Regions from separate parts of the Homo sapiens genome. Here region 1 is linked to region 2. The links are chromatin contacts, found by Hi-C in ENCODE. All regions are on one chromosome and are shown on one strand. Each heading gives the region's core, a stretch centred on a gene start or an enhancer-like site at or near the end of the contact. The rest is flanking DNA. Distances are from core to core; before and after follow the strand shown.

Region 1 (5,729 bases), core at 1,406-3,905, 130 kb after region 2:
TATATATATATATATACACATACATATATACACACACAAAAATTAGCTGAGTGTGGTGGTGTGTGCCTGTAGTCCCAGCTACTCGGGAGGCTGAGGCAGGAGAATTGCTTGAACCCGGGAGGCGGAGGTTACAGTGAGCCGAGATTGCGCCACTGCACTGCAGCCTGCTGACAGAGTGAGACTCTGTCTAAAAAAAAAAAAAAAAAAAAAAAATTTTATTTAGGAATCTAATGTTCTAATAACCAGATTTGTTCTTTCAATCTAATTTTATTGATATAGGATAAATGATTACTAAGTAAGTTGGTATCATTAATCAAAACCTCTAGAATCAAAAGCCAATATAAATTATCTCAGTGTTTTATGGATCATTGCTGTTCATAAATAATTAAAACACTGAAAGAGGCCATTAAATAAAGTATGTTCAGTAGCGTTTGATGTATGATACACAGTTTTATTCTGCATGAGCTGGGGCTAGTGATGGTCCCATTACCAGTCTACTACAAATACAGAAACCTAGAGTAAGCATTAGAAACCTTTATAGCAGTTTTGTCACTGGAAGGAGGGCCTTGAGTGTGAGTCGTCCAGGTTTTTGGCCATTTGGAACGAAAAGTTGGACAAAATGCACAAAGTAACAAAGGAATGAAGCTGCGAAAGCAAAAGCAGGGATTTATTAAACTGAGAAAGCACTCCACAGGGTGGGAGTGGGCCTGAGCAAGTGGCTCAAGGGCCCAGTTACAAAGTTTTCTGGGTTTTAAGTAGTTCTTTTGAGGTCCCTATGGGCTACCCCTTATCTGGATGAAGGATTTGGTTTATGGCTAAGTAAAGGCTGAGGTGAATTTGTGCCCTATGCAGATGATGGCATGGCCCATGCTTAGTGCTTGGCCCACAGCCAATCCAAGGCACTTTCCCTTTCCATCTGAGACATGGTGGAAGTGTGGCAGGCCAGGTCTCACTAACAACTGTTTCAGTACTAAGTGGTTAAATATTAAAAGCCAGTGCCCTTATACAAAGGCTGGGATGTAACAAAAGCCCATCAAGAATTTTGCCTAGGCCTTTCCTGGGCCTCTTAAAGCATACAAAATAAAGAAAGAATTCTTAACCGGACCCCTTTAGGATTAAACAAGTTTTATTGTGGTCTGAAGAAACTCCCCAGGCCTCCACAAACAAGTTTATTGGGGGGTCTAAGAGAACTCCTCAAACCTCCACCACTTAGCAGGAGAGAATACAAGGGCAATCACCCCAGCACCTGGACCCATTTAGGTTAAGTAAATTTACTGAGGCTCCAGAGGAAGGTTTTCAGGACTCAGACCTTAGTTACAGATTAAAAGAAGTTAATCACTTATGTCTTTAGATAAATGCACACTTACACATAGACAGTTCGCTTAGAAGGCATATAAGCTCTGAAAAACTGTAATTTTGAGTTGGTCTGGTGATAATTTCCAGGCCTTCTCCCTGCAACCGGTTACAGAAATAAAAACTCTCTTCCTCCCCAGCTCATCTGCATCTCGTTATTGGGCCTTGAAAAATAGCAGCCCAACCCTCAGTTTGGTCTGAGAACAGAAGGTTGTAGGGAGAGTAGCCTTTGATCCTTTGCTACTGGGGAGTGGGGAGATGGGGTTTTTCCTTCTGGTTTAGCTTTAGGAAGTTGGTGTTAATTGACCCTAGGCTCTCGGCCCCCAGACCCAGGTGTTTTCCTTTTGATCCAGCTTTGGGAAGCCAGCACCAATTGGTCTCAGATTCCCTACTTCCAGCCCTTGCTGTTTTTCCTTGATTGAGCTTTAGGAAGTCAGCACGAAGTGGCCTTAAGTACCCTGCCTCCAAACCCTATTCTGCCTCATTTTGGCAGAGTACTTTTATATGTCTTGGATCTAATAATAAAATATCGGGGCTTGTGTTTTGTATGCCTTTTGCTTTTCTTTTTCTAGCACTTTATTTTTTTGTATTTTCTAAAAGCACCCATCTGGGATGGCTTGGAGACAAAAACAGGTCCTTTAGCACAGTTTGAGATGCACTGATACAGAAGGTTACAGCACATTCTCAGTACTTCGGAGAATGAAGTTCTGAGATTCTGATTCCACGCCACATTCCAAGTTTTGAATACTGGTAATTTACGTCTGATTCTACATAAAGTTCTTAATAAAATCAGTGCTCATTTTCTCAAATAAGCTTCTTTAGAGGAGGAGGTCTGGGATCAAAAGTTGGGCTGTGAAGTGGCACAATGCCTGGATCTGTACATCCAAAAAGGAGTGGAAAATTAGATGATAATCGCCCAACTTTGGCTCCTAGACCCAAACCTTTTCTCTAAAATGGGCACTGGTGCAAATACCGTGAGGCCTTCCTGCAAAGAAGTGCCAATCTCAGGCGCCAGGGCACAGACCCAGTGCGTGTCACAGATCCTGTCCTGAGTGCTAGGCCGGGTGACGCCCCCACCAGGATTAAAGATCAGGCGCCCGCTGAGCCCTAGGAAGCAGTGACAGACACCTGCGCCTAGGCGGAGCGAGAAGAGCCTGGAATGGCTCCGGGCTTTGCGTCACGCAGCTCCGCCCCTCGGCCTATCTCACCCGACGCCGTCTCCGAGGGCAGGGAACGGTTGGCGGACTGAGATTGGAGGGATCAGCTCAGACTCGATGACGCAACGGGAGGCGGGGCGTGGCCGTACTCTGATTGGTGACGGGTGAGGCGGCCCGAAATCGTAGGACTTCCGAAAGCAGCGGCGGTGTTTGCTTCACTGCTTGGAAGTGTGAGTGCGCGAAGATGCGAAAGGTGGTTTTGATCACCGGGGCTAGCAGGTGAGGCCTCCTTTGGGTTGGCAGAGGCGGCAGCGGATCAGGGGTCCGAGAGAGCAGGGGTCTGCGACCCTCCACGAACGGACCCCGGAAGCGCCCGCCCCTGGCTTTGCCTAGGTTCCCCGGAGTCTGCAGCAGGTGTGGGGCATGTCGGCCTCTTGAGGTGCTCAGTAACTGGTGCTTTGTATTAAACATGACAGTGAAAAGGAAAACTAGAGCATCAGTAAGTGATGAGTGTCGCAGTGATGATCCTGAGGTTATCAAGGCAATGGGGTACTCAGGCGGGCTCCGCCCCTTTTCCATCTTTGCCTACTGTTCGTATTTATCGTCAGTGCCCAATATTTTGCTCCTGACCACGTGATCATGTCTTATACTCCAGGTGTTTTGTCTGTACAAGCCTTTTGCCTACAAATTTGAACACCCATGAACATTAGGACGGTGGAGAGAAAACAATCCCGTTTCATTTAGCTCAGTGCTAGAGAGCTAACATACTCTTCAGAAACCCAGAGAAAATTAATCTTTTCCTATGAAGGCATGGTTGGGGTGCAGAATAACCAGCTCATAATAATTCCAGGGTTGCTCGTTTAGTCTCTCAGCCTCTTCTGTTGCTTGTTTTACCTGTCATTTGCACTTCTGTGAAAAATGTGTGGAGGATGAAGCCAATCAAACCATTTTTCTACTAGTTGCATTTGGCATTTTTAAATGATTAAGACAGAGGACATGTTAAACATTTAAGATTGATCCACTTTCAATTATTTAACCACATGCGTATTAACTAAGCCAGCTTGGTAGGTGTCTGCATTTGGCAACTTTTTAGCATACCCTCTCAAGTGACTTTAACCGTTGATTGGTGCTTCTTATGTGGAAGGTACTGAGTAAGTCAGAATTGATTTTGTCTGTTTCTTTTACATATATTGTGACATGTGCAATTGTATATTAAATGCCTACTGTTCTCATGTGAGGACAAATAAATATTTTTGATGCTTTGTTGTTGGTGCTAATAGATTACTGATGGTTCCAGGCTCTTTTTGGGTTTTAACTATTAACATATTTGCCTGGAATCAGCTTAAGTCTTGAAAGAGAACTTATTACCCAGCTTTTCATTGCTATCAGCCAGGCTGGTCTGACTGCTGTCACCACTCCTATGCGGTTTTACAATGCTGGTTTTGAAGTTCTTTGTTTCCAAGTGGTGTACTCATCTAATATTTAGTGTATTCCTACCTTCTACTTAATCATGTTGAGTTCTTTCTTTTTCTATTATTTAATCATAGTTGTTGAGAGGGATTTGTACATCCTGCCATGTTACTGATGCCTCATCCTGAAAGATTCATCTGTTCCTTTATCAGAGATTTCTGGTGCTCCTTATGGTGTTTACGATACCAGTAGGTGGTAGAGCCCTTGCCCCTGAGGAGCCTAGACAGCAAAGTCAAAATGCACATAGGAAACAGCTAATAAGATGCTCTTTTGAGCCCTTACTGGTGATATATTAAATCATTTTCATGAGTGACATAATAGGTACAAAATGAAAACCACTGGCAGGATAAAGCCCAGTAGTAGAAAAACTAAAGAACAATTCTTGTTTTCAGTCCAGTTATTTTGTCATTGAAGTTTTTCAAAATGAGAAAAACACAAACTAGGCTGTGTCTCAAGCAAGTGACTATTGGAGTGTAGGATTCCTCCCTTCTTAAATAATTGTTGAGTCTTTTCTTTCTATCTGGGCTTCTCATTGGAGGTCAACTTGACACAGTTTTCTGAACCAGAGAGAAATGCCTGTACCTGATGCCATCCCAGATAACCCACATCTTGTGTCTGAATTGTCCTCCCAGTGGCATTGGCCTGGCCCTCTGCAAGCGGCTGCTGGCGGAAGATGATGAGCTTCATCTGTGTTTGGCGTGCAGGAACATGAGCAAGGCAGAAGCTGTCTGTGCTGCTCTGCTGGCCTCTCACCCCACTGCTGAGGTCACCATTGTCCAGGTGGATGTCAGCAACCTGCAGTCGGTCTTCCGGGCCTCCAAGGAACTTAAGCAAAGGTATATCTCTTGCTGATGGATTTTTTTTCTCATGTGATTGTGCAGCATAACACTTAATAAAATAAGAGAGGAAAGAAAAACCTGAAAAGAAACAGGTGCGGTGTAAGCAGTTATGTTGAGGAAGTCTGTATAGGGTGACCCATTGTGTCTCAGTACCACGTTTTCTTTCTTTTTTTTTTTTTTTTTAAAGAGATGGAGTCTTGCTCTGTTGCCCAGGCTGGAGTGCAATGGCGTGATCTCGGCTCACTTCAACCTCCACCTCCTGGGTTCCAAGTGATTCTCCTGCCTCCACCTCCTGAGTAGCTGGGATTACAGACATGCGCCACCATGCCTGGTTAATTTTTGTATTTTTAGTAGAGACGGGGTTTTACCATGTTGGTCAGGCTGGTTTCGAACCCCTGACCTCGTGATCCACCCGCCTCGGCCTCCCAAAGTGCTGGGATTACAGGCGTGAGCCATTGCGCCTGGCCAGTACCACATTTTCAGTCTCAATCATGATCATAATTATTTCATGGAGACTAATTTATGAGTACATCCTGATGTGTGATCAGTTGGTACTGGGATTACAGGCGTGAGCCATTGCGCCCAGCCAGTACCACATTTTCAGTCTCAGTCATGATCATAATTATTTCATGGAGACTAAGTTATGAGTACATCCTGATATGTGATCGATCAGTTGGTGCTGGGATTACAGGTGTGAACCATTGCACTTGGCCAGTACCACATTTTCAATCTCAATCATGATCATAATTATTTCATGGAGACTAATTTGTAAGTACATCCTGATGTGTGATCAGTTGCACTGCCTTACGTTAAGGTAACTCCTTTGACATTTGAATTCATTTTTTACATCTTTCTTCACATAATGAATTCATTAAGTAGATAAGGCAAGTAGTGAGTGACATTTAACAAG
Region 2 (5,130 bases), core at 1,791-4,290:
CTCCTGAGAGTGACACTTCTGCACAGAACAGATGGTTTATGACAGGAGTTGGAAAACTGTGGCCTGCTGGTGGCATCCAGCCTGCCACCTCTTTTTGCAAAGAAAGTTTTATTAGATCACAGTGACGCTCATGTATTTACATATTGTCTGTGGCTTCTTTTGTGCTGTACTGACTGAGTTGAATAGTTGTAAAGGAGACTGCATGACACACAAAGCCAAAAGTATTTACTATCTGGGACTTTATAGAAAACAGTTTGCTGACCCTGGCTTATGTGAGTGACTCTAAATATTTCCTTAAAGAATCAAATAGCTATACTCTCTTGCCCCAGTGGCAAACTTCGCAAGCCCATCTGAATCCATGGCTATTCATAGAGAAGCTGAACCATAAACCGTCATTCCCAGGCAACCCACAAAGGGTCTTGAGCCTAAAATTGGTCTGGATAATGGTACCACAGAGCCTGTGACTTTCCAAAATCCATTTAATATGTCCCTCCTCAAAGAAATGGTTATAATTTTATATAATTTTATTGAGCTGACTCCCTCCTCCACAAATTGATTTCATTAATTGTTCAACATAAGTCTGACTTTCCCCAAGAATTGGAATCAAAAGGAAATTCTGAGTAAAAATATATCTGGGACCAAGGAAATAAAAAGACTTGTACAAGTTGGTTATAATACACATTTTACTCCTAAAAAGGTAGCGTTGGTTTTGGCCCCACTCTGGCCTATTCACTGGGCAGACTGTATGGGCTTGGAGTCCTTCTTTTAATTCCCTTGGAGAATCCCACCACCTGTCTCTTATTTGGGTTTTTGAATTGTGAAATGATGGCACACACAAGCTCCAAGAATAGCTGCGTGTGTACACCAAGCATACAGAGACAGAAGGCAGAGACTTAGGCCAAGGATCAGGAAATACAGAAGAGAAGCTGGCATGGAGGCATCTGCTCCACAAACACAGTGAAGCCGGAGGTTGTAGGAGGAGGGAGGTGGGACCCGTGTAATCACTGGAGGATGTGGGCACTCTGCTCTGCTCTGCAAGTCTTGGAGATCTTGGTTTTCTTTCCAGAACCAAATTTCAGAGGAGGTGGGTGTAGGAGAATTGAGATTCTTTTTCCTCATCCAGAGTTATCTGGGGCCAAAGAGGTTTAGGGTGAGATTCTGTGGGAATCTTTGCTGTAGCTCCAGAAGCTTTATTCTTACTTAGTTCCTTTTCCCTTTGTCTGCATAGTCCAGGACACTAAAAGGGTTTGTGAAGAGTCCGGGTAGACATAAGTGGAGAGTCTTCTCCTTAATTCTAGAGTCTATCTTGACTTCAACCAATTAAAGATTGTAGGAGTGAATTAGAGCCCCTTATGTTAAACCTTGTTTCTTGGAAGCCCTCCTGGAATTCCCTAAGATGCAGAGCTGATTAGCTTAGCTGGTCAGAATGTGAAGGTTTTAAAGCCAAAGTTATTATTTGGGCTGATATTTTAGACATTCTCTTCATTGGAAGAAGTACAATGTATTCATTCATTCATTCATTCACTCATTCATTCATTCACTCAGTGAATATCCATTGAAAACCTATTGTGTAACAGGATGCAGGAAAAACCTGAACTGGAGAGTCAGACACATCTGAGTTCAAATTCTAGTTTCTTGATCTGTGAGCTAACTAACACCTCATTCAGCTTTCCATCCAGGTGACATAACCACCCCAGCTTCCTTCCCTGAATCTGCAGGTTAGGTTGGACATTTACTTCTCTGCTTTTGCAGCAACTTCTACACCGTCTGTTCTCATACCACATTATATGGAAATTATCCATTTGCAGTCTGTCTCTCTCTCCAGATTGTAAAGTCATTGATAGAAAAGAGCTTCATTTCACATACTTTTTTACCCTTAGTGCCTGACATATATTAGAAATTAGACATATGTTTATTGCACTGAAAAGAACCTAATTGTGTGGCTTAATTTCCCTAAAGCATGTGTTTCTCATCTGTAAAATGAAGGTGATAAAAACATGCCTTGTGAGTTTTTTGTGAAGATCAAATCAGATAATGTTTGAATGAGTGTTTTATAAATATGAAGTGCTTGCAAATACTAATAGTTGTTCTAATATCTGGATTGATTGCGATTCAGTAGAAAACAAGCAGAAGAGAATCAAGAAAGTATGTGGAGGTGTCCTAGTCCACTTTTTCTAAACTGAATAACTGAACGAGGGGGATCTGGAGACTTCAGCTTCTGAGGCACAGTTTGGGTGTGTGGGGTTGACACGGGACAGAGGACCCTTTCCAGCAAGCTCGATGTCTCTGCCATTAGATTATATACTCATAACAGTGGGGATATGTTTTATTAATTTCATTGCCCCTTTATTCACCCTAAGCATAACTAAGAAAGTGAATATGTAATAATTGGATTTCAATGGGCATTGCAAGGCCAAAGTCTCCTGCCCCCCAAATCTCCCAGTATCCCTGGCCTGTATGTATCTTTTCTTGAGAACCTGAATAATGGAACCATTAGATTGAAAACATAGATTGGGGAGAAGAGAGTGAGTTGAATTTGAAAAATGTTGAGTGTGACATCTGGCAGTCAAATATGCAGGGCTGACTCATTTCACTTTTCATGTGTCTGTTTTAGCTCACAAACTAGACATAGAGCTCATTGTACAGATTCCATAGTGCTTAATGCACTGGCTACCCCTTAAAAAACCTATAGAGCTTGCTGGAGGGGGTCCCCTATCTCATGTCAACTCAATAAATAAATATGTATGGATTTGTTGCAAAATATTGGATTTTCTTTTCCATGTAAGTAACAAAGAACTGCTGCAGATATTTGAGCAGAGTTGTAAAATGATATGAATTTTGCTGTGAGAAAACTTGATCTTGCTGTAATGTATGAAAAAGACTAGAAGGGAAAGAAGTTGAGGGTGGAGAGTCTTGTTAGGAGGGCCAGGATAAGAGCAGGTGGGCGGTGAAGGAGGCTGCGGCAGAACCATGCCAAGCAGAATGGAGTGGAGGGGACTTGACTACACAAGAGGCTGGTGACTCAGCTTTCTGCCTAGTATTAGTCCTAGAGAAGTCTCCCTGCTCTGGGAAGACCGGTGTCTAGCCTCATGTGGCTTCGGAACAAAAGCCAGTGATTGCATCCAAGGGAAGATAATGAGAAACACACAGGCCGTGAAAATCAGGAAAGCACCACTAATCTTTTTGTTGCAAAACTTTACTTTTCAAAGTCCTGGGGAAGGGTGCAGAAGCCTCAGCACGTGGACTTGAGCCCTGTACTCGGAAATGCAAAATGGAAACCCCCTAATAGATCACAGAACTGAAAATATCCAAGAGTCTGAGAGGCTGGGGGAGGACAGGAGTGAGAAAAGGAAGGGGGCTGGAGTACTGATCAGAAGATAGGAGAAAGCAACAGTGCAAAATGCGGGGAAGGGCTGAGTAGACATTCAATTTAATCTGGACTTTTATTTTGCTACAAACTAATTTTATGAAGACTTTTTTTGCCCAAATATTAAATATTTATTAATTAAAGATATTAAAACAGGAAAAACTGCTTTCATTCAATAAAAACTCTAGTAATTCTTCCTAACTCCAGAATTGTATGTATATGTTTTACCTATTAAATAATCAGAAATAGAAACAAATTAGACAAGATACGTGAATAACCTTAAAAATTTTCCATAATATTTGACTTAGGAACTTTAGTTTTATGAATGTACTCTAAGGAATACCCTGAAAAGGACAAAATCTATACACAAAGATTATACACAAATTTATTATAGAATTATGTACTAAAAAACCCTAAATGACCAGCCTTGAGTATATGGTTAAATATATAAGTTATAAGCCTTTGGGTTTTGAGAGTTTTAGATAACACAAGAAGGTATTTATGATATTATATTAAATCAAGATAAAAGTCACAATGTAATATAAAGATATACAATCAATGATGTAAAAGTACATAGAAGAAAACTCTAATGAAAATATGCCAAATTGTTAACTATGATGACTTTTAGGTTACGGAATTATGGGACCATTTTTGTTTCCTTATGCAATTGAAAAGTCATAAATGAGCATGCATCACTTTTTCATCAGAAAAATAAATGAGTTACATATTTTTTTAAAGGGAAGATATTGTAAAGGAATATTTGTTGACAGAATGCATTAAAAAACCTAGGTAATTTCCTTATTTCCCTGGGATTCTGAGAATTTTTTTACTCTTGGGAATATCTTTCCTTGCTCTTAGTTATTTTCATATGTTAGTCTTGTTCCTGGGGATAAAAAATGGTAAGTTTGCTATTTGAGCTCTGCTCGAACATATGGAGTAGTTCTCTCTTACATATACAGAATTGGTTTGACATTCAAGGTCTTTCAGAGTCAAATCCCAATTGATCTTCCCAATTTCACTTCCCTTAGTTTCCTACGTATATTTTCTACACAAATCAAAAACCTTTTCAGACTTCCTATTTCTTGTACATGTCCATAACCTCCCCTTTCTGAAACTCTACTTGTTCCTGGGGACAGAATGTTCACAGAGCATGCGTTAAACATCATAAAGTGGATCGGGAGCCTCTTTTAACATAAGGCTGTGTGATTTTGACAAGGCAGTTAGCTCACCCTCTAGATCTCAGATGGAACACCTGTAAAACAAGGGACTATGTTGTAGATGGTTGCCAACATTCCTTGCAGTGCTACAGCTGAGTGAACCTTGTTCCCTCATGGCCCTAGGTGTGCTCATTCATCTGCCTGCACCTTGTCTCAGGTTCCCACTGCATCTTAAGTGGCCCCTGCCCACCCCACTGTCAAATTTGACCCTTCCTAGCTCATGTACCATTTCCTTTATAATGCCGTCCTCAGTGATTCTGATTAACAGGGACTTGCATGTATGATTTTTTTTTTTTTTTTGCCACTCATACAGGCTGCCTTTTATCAAAACTATGGCACATGTCAATGATATAACAGATAATATCATTTGAATAAAAAGTCAACTCCATGGGGAGGAAAAAAACCTACTTAAGTGAGCTTTAGAGATAAAGGTGAACACTTCTCTAAATCCTTTGTTTATGGTCTGTTAATCAATAAAGTCCAATCTGTGATCCCCAGATACATAAGAGGAGAAGGATATGTAGACTATTTATGATATTTCTGAAA

Evidence for each region. A loop is a pair of places that touch in the nucleus more often than their neighbours do. Pooled maps may share reads with other maps.
Region 1: a loop to region 2 is called in a pooled map, with 2.9 times the contacts of the local background. The contact joins the promoter of HSD17B7 here to the enhancer-like site in region 2. A Hi-C loop is called at or near these places in 1 of 50 pooled maps.

What each region holds. Positions count from the first base shown.
Region 1 is chr1:162,788,047-162,793,775 of GRCh38, forward strand. HSD17B7 (hydroxysteroid 17-beta dehydrogenase 7) reads left to right here and starts at 2,656. Exons shown (of 9, transcript NM_016371.4): 1 at 2,656-2,789; 2 at 4,613-4,816. The coding sequence starts at 2,755. RefSeq lists silencers at 2,584-2,643, 4,040-4,240.
Region 2 is chr1:162,660,696-162,665,825 of GRCh38, forward strand. All of the region lies in intron 2 of DDR2 (discoidin domain receptor tyrosine kinase 2), which reads left to right. Among named protein-coding and RNA genes, the nearest start is that of DDR2, 31 kb to the left of the region's middle. Within about 2 kb of position 3,041, at least 2 of the 41 ENCODE cell types and tissues checked have a DNase peak (open chromatin) inside an H3K27ac peak, as active enhancers do.